Regions from separate parts of the Homo sapiens genome. Here region 1 is linked to region 2. A link is a contact called in ENCODE Hi-C or POLR2A ChIA-PET data. All regions are on one chromosome and are shown on one strand. The core of a region is the stretch at or near the end of the contact, and the rest is flanking DNA. Distances in the headings are between cores, read along the strand shown. Region 1 overlaps ATXN1 (ataxin 1). Region 2 overlaps ATXN1 (ataxin 1).

Region 1 (6,183 bases), core at 1,758-4,257, 130 kb after region 2:
GCAGAAATTCATTAAAAAGGCAGAGAAAGATATACCGTGTTTTTGAATTGAAGTTTCAATATTGTTAAGGTGAATTTTCCTTAAATTTCTCTCTTATGATTCAGTGCAATCTGAACTAACTTCTAACAGGCTTTTTTGGGGGGTAGGGGGATTTATATGGAACTCTGAAGGAGATAGAACACCACCAAAATAATCTTGAGGGAAAAAACAAGACAGAGAGGACTCACGCTATCTGTTTTCAAGATTTACCATAAAGCTATTTAGTTTTTAATTTTAACATTTATTCATTATTTTTGAATTTTATTGTTATTATTTTTGAGACAGGGTCCAGCTCAGTCACCCAGGCCGGAGTGCAGTGGCATGATCACAGCTCACTGTAGCCTCAACCTCCTGGGCTCAAGCGATCCTCCCACCTCAGCCTCACCAGTAGATGGGACTACAGGCACATGCCACCTCACCCAGCTGATTTTTGTATTTTTAGTAGAGATGGGGTTTTGCTATGCTGCCCAGGCTGGTCTCAAACTCCTGAGCTCAAGCAATCTTTCTGCCTCGGCCTCCCAAAGTACTGGGATTACAGGCATGAGCCACCACACCCAGCCTATTATTATTATTTTTAATAGAGACACGGTCTCACTCTGCTGCCCAGGATGGAATGCAATGCTGCAGTCACTGTAGCCTCAAACTCCTGGGCCCAAGCGATCCTCCCACCTCAGCCTCCCAAGGTGCTGGGATTACAGGCAAGAGCCATAGAGCCCAGCCCATGACAGTATTTTAATCAAGACAATATAGTATTGACCTAAGTACAGACTGCAGATCAGTGGAACAGAGAGTCTTAAAACACATATAAAACCAAATGATTTTTGACAAAGGTGTGATGGCAATTTCATAAGGAAAAAAAATCACTTCAATAATTGTTGTTTCATACATTTTAATAAAAACTGAATCTTGACCCCTACACCTCATATCTTAATTTGAAATGGCTCATATACTTAAATGTTAAGGCTAAACTAGAAATCTTCCAGGAGAAAACAGGAGGATAACATCTTAGCAACCACAGGGTAAGCAAAAATGTTATAAAGACACAAAAAGCATATATCTTAAAAAATGATAAATTAGACTTCATTAAAATTTAAAGGGGCTCATCAAACACAGTTTAAAAAATGAAAAAGGTAAGCCAAACACTGAGAAAAAATTCATATTTCTGATAAATGACTTAAATCCAGACTATATAAAGAACTCATATATATACACATATATATACACATATATATATACACACATATATGTAAGTTCACAAAATAAAAAAAAAAACCATCTATATCTATATAGATATAGATTGTTTGTTTTGCGACACATCATTCTGTTGCCCAGGCTGGAAGTGCAGTGGCACCATCATGACTCACTGCAGGCTTGACCCCTCCCAGGCTCAAGTGATCCTCCCACCTCAGCCTCCTGAGTATCTGGGATTACAGGTGCGTGCCACTGCTGCCGCCTAGTTTTTGTATTTTTAATAGAGACAGGGTTTCACCATGTTGCCCAGGCTGATCTCGAACTTCTAGACTCAAGCAATATGCCTGCCTTGGCCTCTGGCTAGCATTTTTTAAATTAACTGTTGCTACCTGCAACAATACAGATGATCTCAAAAATGATATGCTGAACAAAAGAAAGCAGATACGAAAAAGTACTGACTGATTCCATTTGTATGAAGCTCAAGAACAAACAAAATTCAATTACAGTGACAGAAATCAAAGCAGTGGTTGATGACGGGGAGGTGGAAAGTTGACAGGAAGGGGGCAGAGGGGCTCTGGGGTGATGGAAATGTCCCATATCTTGATTAGGATGCTGATTATGTGGATGTATGCATTCATCAAAACTCATTGCGCTGTACGCTTAAGATGTGTTGATTTCACTGTATGTTCTCCCTAAATAGAAACTAATTTATTAGTGAAAAGAAAGATGTACTTTCTTTTCACTATTAATAATAAACTAATTTATTAGTGAAAAGAAAGATGTACTTTCTACCTGGAGGGTCTGTGGGGATAACCCCTATTCCGTACAAAGGAACAGTGAACATGCTTGAGTGAAAACAGCCACGCAAGGCAGACAGCAAGTGAGAAACGCCTAAGGCAGGGGAAGAACGGTGGTCTGCTACAGTGAGAAGAGAAATAGAGAAGACTGAGTCAGAAGGGGAAGGTATACACCAAACAGGAAGACACGAGTGAACTGAACGCAAGAAGTAGAAAGTAAGAGACCTAAATTCGTGTTTCCAAATAATCCAGTTACCACATTACACTCAAAAAAAGAACCAAAGGCAGTTTTATTTGGAAATTGTTCTCTTCCTCCCTCGACACCTCTGTTAATCAAATTGGAAGCTAGGGGAGGGAACTGAGTAAAGGCAGGGACCTGAACATATCCCTCCGTTTTTGCTTTTTTTTTTTTTCTTTTGCCCCTTAATCAGCCACCTTCAAAACAGTGCCTTTCTAGGGCTAACGTCCTGCCTGTGGCATCTCATCACTGATAAACATCAGGAAGTAACTGCCATTCGCCATTTATAGATTTATATGTACCTGCTAGGATAATGAGATTCACAATCTGTTCATTCCCTTAGTAACTGAATGAAACTCACAAATGGCTACGAGGGAGTATCCTAGTTCACTGAAGCCCAAGCTGGCCTCAGGAACCAGAGATAACATTTCTCCTTTTTCCAGCTGAATTACTAAGACAAGCAAGAGATGACTCATAATAAGCATAGTTGATGAAGCAATTAATGCCAACTCTTCCTCTCTGAGTCATCCCTTCCAGTGAAAGAATCGCTAGGAGTATTAACCCTGGCTGAAAAAGTAGATGCCATGTGAGCACATTAAACTTTACCAAACAATGGAGTGGTAAGGGAAGAGTTGGAGGGTTTCTGTCCAAACTATCTGAATCTAGAGGGACCGCTCCATGAATAAGTTTCAATACAATTGCGGTAATCAGCACCGCTTCCTCTATTTCAATTTACAAACGCTGGGTTTACAGGAATAGCTTTCTGAGACATTCCTATAAAATTAGCTTACTCACTGAATTTTTAAAAAGGAGAACAAAGCCAAAGGACGCCATTGGCCTCTGGGGGCGTATGTGTGTGAACAAGCTGATGCTGTGTAGAAATGATGTGTCAATATCATTTGGGCTACTTGTGTGAAAACTGCTCAATCCAAGAGTTACTTCTTGTTTCTACTGACTGAACATGAAGAGAGAACCAAATATTCCAGACAGGGAAAGAATCTGAGAAAACATAGAGTGGAGTGATTTCAGTGTGTGTATATGAAGAAGGGGGAGCAAATATAAAATCCAACTGGATGCTTTTCATCCTCCATGCAGTTCTCCACCCGCTTACTACCCCTCACTTAAAGTGTGGTCCTGGGGCCAGCAGCATCAGTTTCACGGAGGGATTTGTCAGAAATACATATTCTCAGGCTCCACCCTAGAACTATTAAATCAGAACCCCTGGGCCTGGCGCCCAGAAATCTGTGGTCTAAACAAGCCTTCCAGGTGCCTCTGATGCAAACATTCAATAAAATGTAATCGTCAAATCTTAACTGGTCCCTGGCCGCGCGTAGTAACTCATGCCTATAATCCCAGTACTTTGGGAGGCCAAAGCGGGTGGATCACATGAGGCCAGAAGTTTGAGACCAGCCTGGCCAACATGTGAAATCTCGTCTTTATAAAAATACAAAAATTAGCCAGGCGTGGTGGTGTGCACCTCTAGTCCCAGCTACTTGGGAGGTTGAGGCAGAGAATCACTTGAACCCAGGAGGCGGAGGTTGCAGTGAGCCAAGATCACACCACTCCATGCCAGCCTGGGCGACAGAGTAAGACTGTAGAAAAAAAGAAAGAAAAAAAAAACCACACACCACACACACACACACACACACACACACACACACACACACACACACCAAAACCTGGCCCCATTTGCATGTACTACTGCTACACTCATCCCTCACTCCCACCCACCTTTCGGAGGTAGGCCGCCCATCACTAGATTTAGCAGAGCATCCGCTGACTGAAATGAGACACAGCTGGGAGGCACCCACCACCACCCGCCTTTGTAGAACAGCTACCCAAAAAGACAAGGATAGCAAGTCCCCTGAAGCTTTTCCAATCTATTCCTTTTTGTGATTGTTTTCCTTTTGAAATAGTGTTAACACATTTTAAAATTATATACATATTCATTTTGAAAAATACAGAAATGGCAAAGAAGAAAGTAAAAACCTCCCAGCTGACACTTAACATTTGTCCCATCTTTTTCTAAGCATCAATATATAAATATTTAACAGTATATACATGTTACTTAATTTTTAAAATTTGTAATTGTATATGTATTTTCTTGTATACATTCCTTTGAAAGCTCTGTGATGGGTGTAGGCTGAACTGCTGGGCTGTACTGTTTTAGAGCAAAAAAAGATACTCATGCTGTAATTCTAATTTTTCTGTGTTTCAAAGGGGGGGCTATTAATTTATTAAATTAATTTTTAAAATTTACTCAAGGTGAATTCTTATCCAGATCAATTCCAGGAGTTACGGGGCGTGGAATTTGCCAGATAAGCCACACCATTCTATGCCATCAAGTCACAGAAACTGGCTTCCCTACACTCTAATTTGTGCCTTGTCTGTTGCTTTGGGCATGAAACAGAATGTGGCTTCTTTCATTTCTCACTTCATTACCTAAAGTGGACATACACCTTCCCATACTCCCTCTCCCCTCTCCTTCCCTAACCTATCCCCTGCCCACCCTGGCCCCATTATTTCTCACTTGGATAACAGGAAGGTCGTACAACTCTCCCTTTTGAACTCATCGTCCACACTGGGTCAAATCTAAAATACATCTGCATATGCCACATCCGCTAAAAATCATTACAATAGCTTCTATTTAAACATGAGTATATCCCATCAGCCTGGCCCCATGCTACATGCGTTCAGACATTATCATATCTTTATAACAATCTTAAGAGACAGAGGCTATTATTTTAACGTTAGAGATAAAGACTCTTACAGCTGAGGTATGTTAAATAACTTGCTCAAAGTCACAAAGCTAGTAAAATTTAGGGCAGCTGACTCTGGAACCTATAACATGTGTTAATTCAAAAAATTTCATGACTACTGCCATCAACGGCAGTGGTTCCCAACATTTTCTTCAATCAAAAATGTTGCAGACTTCAGGCACTAGATGTTTAACTCTTAATATCTGTTGATCAAGAAGATGTACAATGGTCAAAAAGATACTATGAACTTAGTAACGCTGTGAATGAATTCTGGCTAATGACTTACAATATCAGCCAGCTACATATATTTGGAAGAAAGCTCCTATTTCTGTTAGTGATTCTGATGACCAAATCTACAGACCATGCTTTGTGTTGGTATGAATGTGCAGGTCCTCTTTTACAAGAAATGTGGTCTCCCATATGTTTTGGAATCTACAGATTAGAAAACCCCTAGAATATAAGCCAAAGTCCATACTCCTTAGCATTTGAAATGCCGTAAGTTTCCCAGTTTGGCTCCAACTTACTTTTCCAACTAGATTTCCTGTAACCCCATACCACGTCCCCTAAGCCCTACCTCTAGTTGTGTTAGACAAGCATTCCCAAATTACTGGATACCATGCACACTCAAGCCTAGAGGACCACAGCCATTTCTGCTGCAATTCTCTACCTGAAGAACTCAATCTCCTTTGAGACAGAGCTCAAACATCTCCAACCCTATGGAGCCATTCCTGACAACACCCCCACCCACTCAAGGCTAAATTAACGCATCCTTCGTCCATATGATCACAGTCCTATGATGATAAGTAACACACTACAGATAAAATGACATGCATCTCTGTATCTAGCTATCTGACCACTCTTCTCATCCAAACTTCCCAAGGGCAGGGATTGTGCTTCTTCATCAGTGTCTTAGCCCCAGCCCCATCCCTGAAATATGGTAGGTACTGTTTGTAAGATTAATAAATGAGTATCAATGCCAAGCTGGCTAGTGATTTTGCCTGGGGAAGTCAGTTTGGAAAATAGCTCTGACCACTAAAGAAGCTTTCTTTCAGTATGTTGTAATGGTTAATCATCTGTAAACCAGAAAACTCACAACGTCCTCCAAAAGTAGAAGACAAATACACTAGGAACTGGAAGATCTGAGCTCAGGTCCTGGCTT
Region 2 (6,174 bases), core at 2,033-4,532:
AATACAGAGCTGTTCAAATTAGACCAGAAATTAGGGCCAAAACGAATGCAGCGTCTACATACACAAGCTCATAGCAGGGTAACCAGTGAAAGGCAGAGGCTGAAGCCGTACACGTCGTTCTGTGTTTGTCTCCTTCATGCCAAATGATTCTTTGACCACTTTTCCTTTCACTTTTCAACGTTACGATGGAGCCAAAGGGTCAAGAGATTCACAAACCTACAGCCTTCCCCTTCATGCATCTGTAGGATAAAGCATGCGTTTCCTAAGAGCTGGGTGTGGCGGGGGGGTCTCTTCATCTACCTTCTCTTTCATTTATTTAGTGAAATGAAGCTTATTTAGTAATGACGGGAAGAGATGAGCCAACTAGGGCAGCTCACATATGGTGCCAGACGGTGAGGGACTCTGTGCCCAAGGCACTTGCTGTACCACAGGAGCTAGGCAGCCCTGGCTGGGAAGGAAGCTCTGCTCTCACCCAACGGCTGCTCCAAGGGTGCCCCCAGCCAGGTGATCCAGACAGCCATGGTTTCAAAGCTCTGTGAAAAATGGGTCTCTGACTTGAAAACTTGAATCAGGAAGTCTCTCCAGGACTGGGATTACTCCACTAATACAAATTAAATCCATTCAGAAGTATGCTAAACCCTTTTTGTAGATACTAGAGGAGGATGAAAAGAGGGAGGAAAGAGAGGCAAAGTAATTTTGGAAGATTAGGATTATACTATGGTTCATGCCAATACCCTACATTTGTTTACTTCTATATTGATCATTTTCTCAAATGATTAAATACTCCTGAAATAGGAGTTTTAACGATTTTAAACATTTCATATATATTATTTGCAGCAACACCCAAGGGAGAAGGGTACTATTATTATCCGAATTTTACATGCAAAGTAACTTGCCCAATGTCACACTTCAAGAAAACAGCAGAGCTGGAATTTGAGCCCAGGCAGCCTGAAGCTTGCAATCTTATCTACAGCTTTTCCATCATATGGCACTAACATAGTTATATTTAATCATGTTCCCGATATTGGACATATATATATATATATATATACACACACACACACACACACACACACACATATACACATATATATATATACACACACACATACATATATAGGCACATACATATTTTTAAACTAATGAGCAGTATAACTTCAGATACATATCTAATAAAATTTTTTTATTAAATACCTTTTTGCTCTTTTTAAGAAATGAAAAATTATGCTTTCCACTGAAAAATGATTGTATCTAGTGATTTCATAGTTGTCTAAAAATACTTGGCCAGAAAGGAAGAACTTAAAATTCCCTAGGACCCTTCTACTCCTTCTGGATTTAATATTATTTCTGAAATGTCGAAATCTGGTAAGTTTCAAGGATGCTGCTGTCTAATGGAGGAAGGTTCTACAAAACAGTACAATTTACTTGACTTACAAATGACCCCCCCCACCCCCAAAACCCAAAATACATGGAAACACCATTTTGCATAATCAGTCAGCAAAAAACTCTTTTTGTTTTCAAAATTCTCAGCATTGGAAAACTGTATTAAGTAGACGCTCTCATAAACTGCCTCTGGAAATACAAACTGGTATGACTTTACTGAAAGTAATTTGGCAACAAGTTACCAAAAGCCGTAAAACTTGAAAACTCTTACATTTACCAGTATGCTGCTAAGAAATTAGCCTAAGGAAATAATTTGTAATGGGAACTAATACAGAGCTATAAGAATATTTTTGGCATCATGAAAGCAATAAAATGTCTGGGTGTGGTGGATCACGCCTGTAATCCCAACACTTTGGGAGGCTGAGGTGGGAAGACTGCTTGAGGTCACGAGTTTGAGACCAGCCTGGGCAACATGGCAAAACCTCATCACTATATAAAAAAAAAAAATACAAAAGTTAGCCAGGCATGGTGATGTGCACCTGTAGTCCCAGCTATTAATACTTGGGAGGCTGAGGTGGGAGGATCACTTGAGCCTTGGAGGTGGAAGCTGCAATGAGCCAAAATCATGCCACTGCACTCCAGCCTGGGTGACAGAGTGAGACCCTATCTCAAGAAAATAAAAAGGCAAAAAAATTAGAAACGGCTAACTGTCCAGTTAGAAGGGATATAAATTAAATAAATTTTAGAATGTTTACTCAATGGTATACTAATCATTAATAACTATACGGTAGAAAAATATCTGTTGCTATGAAAGATGTTCAGAATTATATTGTTAAGAGGAACAATACTCTTAATAATCTCTACTACTTCTACAATCTCTACTACCATTTGATGTTTGTCTCTCTAAGTGAATTTATAAATCTATAAATTTATAAATGCCTTCAGAATTATCAGCAATGCCTTGTCATCTATCCTAACTAGTGACCTCAAAATAAGTAGAAGTTATTTCCTTTCCCATAAAAAAGCAAGGGTTCCATTTTTATAAAAGAGACAGTAGGAAAAAATGGAGTCTACATGAATAGACATGTGTATGTTGTGTGTGTATGTTTGTGTGACCAGATATGTATACACCCCCACCACTATCTTGGGGACTTTACAACTCAATGATAATTATTTTCCTTTAAAGCTTTTGGAGATGTTTACCTGTACCATGTGCTTTCATCACAATGGAGAACCATAAGCTATCAGTTCCTTGCAGCAGATCTTTTCACGAAGATTTTGCTTGAGTAGAAAGGGTGGCAGTGGAGAATCTCAGTGTAAAACGCCTAGACCTGTAATTATAAAAACAATATTCTCACTGAGTTAGGCTGCTTCTGTGGTCTTCATTCACATTCGCTGAAGTCACAGAAACGGGAAACATCATATTGCATAATCTCTCACACACACATGCACACACGCAAGCATGCGCACACACACACACACACACACACAAGGTTTTTAAATCAGAATGTCAAAAACTCAGCAGGCAGAGACACAGCAGGTCCCTATCCCCAGGGATGAGTGGGTTCTGGCCAGGGGTTGCTTCCCACCCCATCTCCTCCCCTTGAGGACACCACTATCAAAATAATCCCGTTCCTGCCCCTCCTTCCCTGCTCAATGATTCTAAGATTTCTAAGAAATAACAAGCAGTCAGTTCTTCATAGAAAATGTCAGAAACATTGCTGAATTTGATGCTCTCTTTCTCTAAGACTCCTTCTAGCCACAAAATTATGCAAATTCAGTGCATGTATTTACCATTCCGGCCTCACTTTCACTTTTGAAACTACACATGCCTCTTTGTTAATAACTCAGTTAAGACATGATGTCAGTGATGGCCAAGGTCATCACGAACATTGATTAAACATTTACTATGTTCTGGGCCATGTGCTAAGGGCTTTACACACATTGCCCCACTCCACTGCAGTCTGTGAGGTGGCCAGGAATCATGTTTACCTCTGCATTATTGACAAGAAAACTGACAGTAAATACAGCCAACGGATGTTAAAGCCAGTACTTAAGCCAACAGTTCACAGAGGTCATGCTTAGGATTCTAGTACTATACCATCTCTTCAAGGCTGATCTTTCTACCAACACTTCTGTAGTTAGTATTAAAACATATCGGGGCTGGGGCATGGTGGCTCATGCCTGTAATCCCAGCACTTTGGGAGGCTGAGGTGGGCGGATCATGAGGTCAGGAGATCGAGACCATCCTGGCCAACATGGTGTAACCCCATCTCTACTAAAAATACAAAAATTAGCCACGCATGGTGGTGCGTGCCCGTAATCCCAGCTACTCAGGAAGCTGAGGCAGGAGAATCACTTGAACCGGAAGGCAGAGTTTGCAGTGAGCTGAGATCATGCCACTGCACTCCAGCCTGGTGACAAAGCAAGACTCTGTCTCAAAAAAAAAAAAAGTATCAAATCACTATCACCTCATTTTTCCCAGAGGGTTATGTCACCTAGTCTTAAAATTACTATTATTTGTTTTGGATTTGACTGTACTTTGATTTTAATTCCCAAGCTCAAGTGAAACCGACATGTTCATATTTCAACTGAGTGTAAGTTGGTGGTTATTTTAGTAAATTAAAAATGCTAAGTAATCCCAAATCCAGATGCCAAAACACTAAGCAGAAACCTAAAATCCACGTCCTGCCTAAGCGGCTAAATTTCATTAGAAACAAGTCAGATGATAACATCAAAAGGCATATATGAATTCCAAAGTAAAGATATGAAAATGAAGAGAGGAATTTCGATATCTAATACAGCCATGTCTTAAAAAATTCTTAAACATGTTTACCTGTTCACAAAGTCTACATACTAATACAGATCTTAGAATCACTGCAACACAAAATGGATATGAGCATATCAAGAAATCAACAAAATTATGTATGGGTCCCACAATAACTCTCCTTTTGTATATGTGTAGGCATTTATTTGCACTATTTTTGTTATGCCTCTGCCTTTGCATATGACACTCCCTTTGATTAACATGCTTTGCCTCTCCTTGCCATTTAGAAAATTCCTACTCATTTTTCAGCTGGACACAGTGGCTCATGCCTGTAAATCCAGCACTTTGGGGGGCCAAGGCGGGAGGATCACCTGAGGTCAGGAGTTCGAGACCAGCCTGGCCAACATGGTGAAACCCCATCTATACTAAAAAAAAAAACTAGCCAGGCATGGTGGTGGGCGCCTGTAATCCCAGTGACCCGGGAGGCTGAGGCAGGAGAATCGCTTGAACCTGGGAGGCAGAGGTTGCAGTAAGCTGAGATCGTGCCATTGCACTACAGCCTGGGCATCAACAGCGGAACTCTGTCTAAAAAAAAAAAAAAAGAAAATTCCTACTCATTTTTCAAGGCCAACCTTGAGCTTAAATAGCTTAAATTCCATTGTGATGTCATCCTCATCTATCCCCTAATGTTTTCTGGAAATCTAAGCAGAATAGATTCTGCCTCACCTACGTTTCCTAGCTCAGTGATGGCATCAACATCACTCTGACGTCTTCCTCTCCCAAATTATGCCCCATATTCAACCATGCAGCCATACTCCTCAACTCCCTCCGCTCCTCTCCGGCACCACCCTGGCTCATCTGGACTCTTTCCCTGGCCCCCTAACACGTCTCCCCGCGTCCACCCTGCCACCCTACTACCTTCCTTGGCTCCTGCCTAAGGCATTGCAGTGGCTTTCCATTTCTAAACATGGCCCCCAAAACCTGCATTCTCTTCCAACTTGCACTACAGCATGGCTGGCTTACTTTCAATTCCTTAAAAGGACCTTGCTTTCCCAGGCCTTAAAGCCTTTGCACATGACTTCCTCCTTGCTAAGACTTCTCCTCAAATCACCCACCCCTTCTATCAAATGACCTTGTATTCTTTTCTCCTTCAGCTCTCAGCTCAGTCCTCTTCTCAAGGGAGACTTCCTCAGCCAGGTCACCACCTCCTAGGACACACTTGTATAGAATGACCCTCCCTGGTTATAGTAGTCATTTTGTAACTTTTACATTTTTTGGTTGATTCATTGATTAATGCTTGTTTTCCCCCACGAATCAATAAACTCCAGAAAGGGAGAACTGTGTCCACTCTCACCCCTCCTTTCATCTTTGGGATTCAATGGAAAGCTTTGCACATTATGGGCACTCAATAAAATCTTCTGAGTGAATAAATGAGCCAAAGAAGGAGGGAAGGAGGAAGGGAGGGAGGAAGGTAGGAAGAAAGGAAGGTCATCCCTTAATCATACTGATTTAATTAGTGTTGATTGGATTCATCTGTAAATCGTTTTCCAGCACACAGAGTATGACATCTACATTCCTTTGGGTAACATGCAAGGCTCCTTGAGCTCTGACCCCAGCCAGCCGGGTCTCTCCTCCTGCTGCACTTGACCCTCAGCACCTCCAAGTCCCTCCCTGTAGCTCCCTGACCCCATCTTGTTTCCCTCATCTCCACACCCTTCTCTCTTCTGTTCCCCCCACACATCATCTTTTCAAACTCACTCAGTCTTCAAGTCTCAGGGCTGGGGACGCTTCTCTGTGAAAAACTCCCTGACACCTTCTGGGAAGTGGGGGCCCTTTTCTCTCATTTTTCTACAACCCCTGTACCTATCCCTATTAAAGCAATTATCATATTTTCCTGTACTTGTTCCTTAACCAAGTCCATCTCTCCCACCACAACCTAAGTCCCTTAAAGGCAAGAAAGAGGTATCCCCTCATCATAGTACCCCAGAGTTTCGTACAGCAGCGTGGCACATAAATTAACAACA

The links. Hi-C counts contacts between places; a loop is a spot of excess contacts on that map. ChIA-PET counts read pairs that join two places held with the same protein, here RNA polymerase II (POLR2A). Pooled maps may share reads with other maps.
Region 1: a loop to region 2 is called in a map with no recorded cell type, with 2.6 times the contacts of the local background. The contact joins two enhancer-like sites. A Hi-C loop is called at or near these places in 4 of 168 maps with a recorded cell type or tissue (B cell, GM12878, PC-3 and 1 more), 25 of 37 single-sample maps with no recorded cell type and 14 of 50 pooled maps. POLR2A ChIA-PET finds 5 or more read pairs at or near these places in 5 of 52 experiments (CD8-positive, alpha-beta memory T cell, Panc1, RWPE1 and 2 more).

What each region holds. Positions count from the first base shown.
Region 1 is chr6:16,710,289-16,716,471 of GRCh38, forward strand. All of the region lies in intron 2 of ATXN1 (ataxin 1), which reads right to left. Among named protein-coding and RNA genes, the nearest start is that of ATXN1-AS1, 48 kb to the right of the region's middle. Within about 2 kb of position 3,008, at least 28 of the 41 ENCODE cell types and tissues checked have a DNase peak (open chromatin) inside an H3K27ac peak, as active enhancers do.
Region 2 is chr6:16,583,194-16,589,367 of GRCh38, forward strand. ATXN1 (ataxin 1) reads right to left here. Exons shown (of 8, transcript NM_001128164.2): 4 at 2,587-2,714. Among named protein-coding and RNA genes, the nearest start is that of ATXN1-AS1, 170 kb to the right of the region's middle. Within about 2 kb of position 3,283, at least 4 of the 41 ENCODE cell types and tissues checked have a DNase peak (open chromatin) inside an H3K27ac peak, as active enhancers do.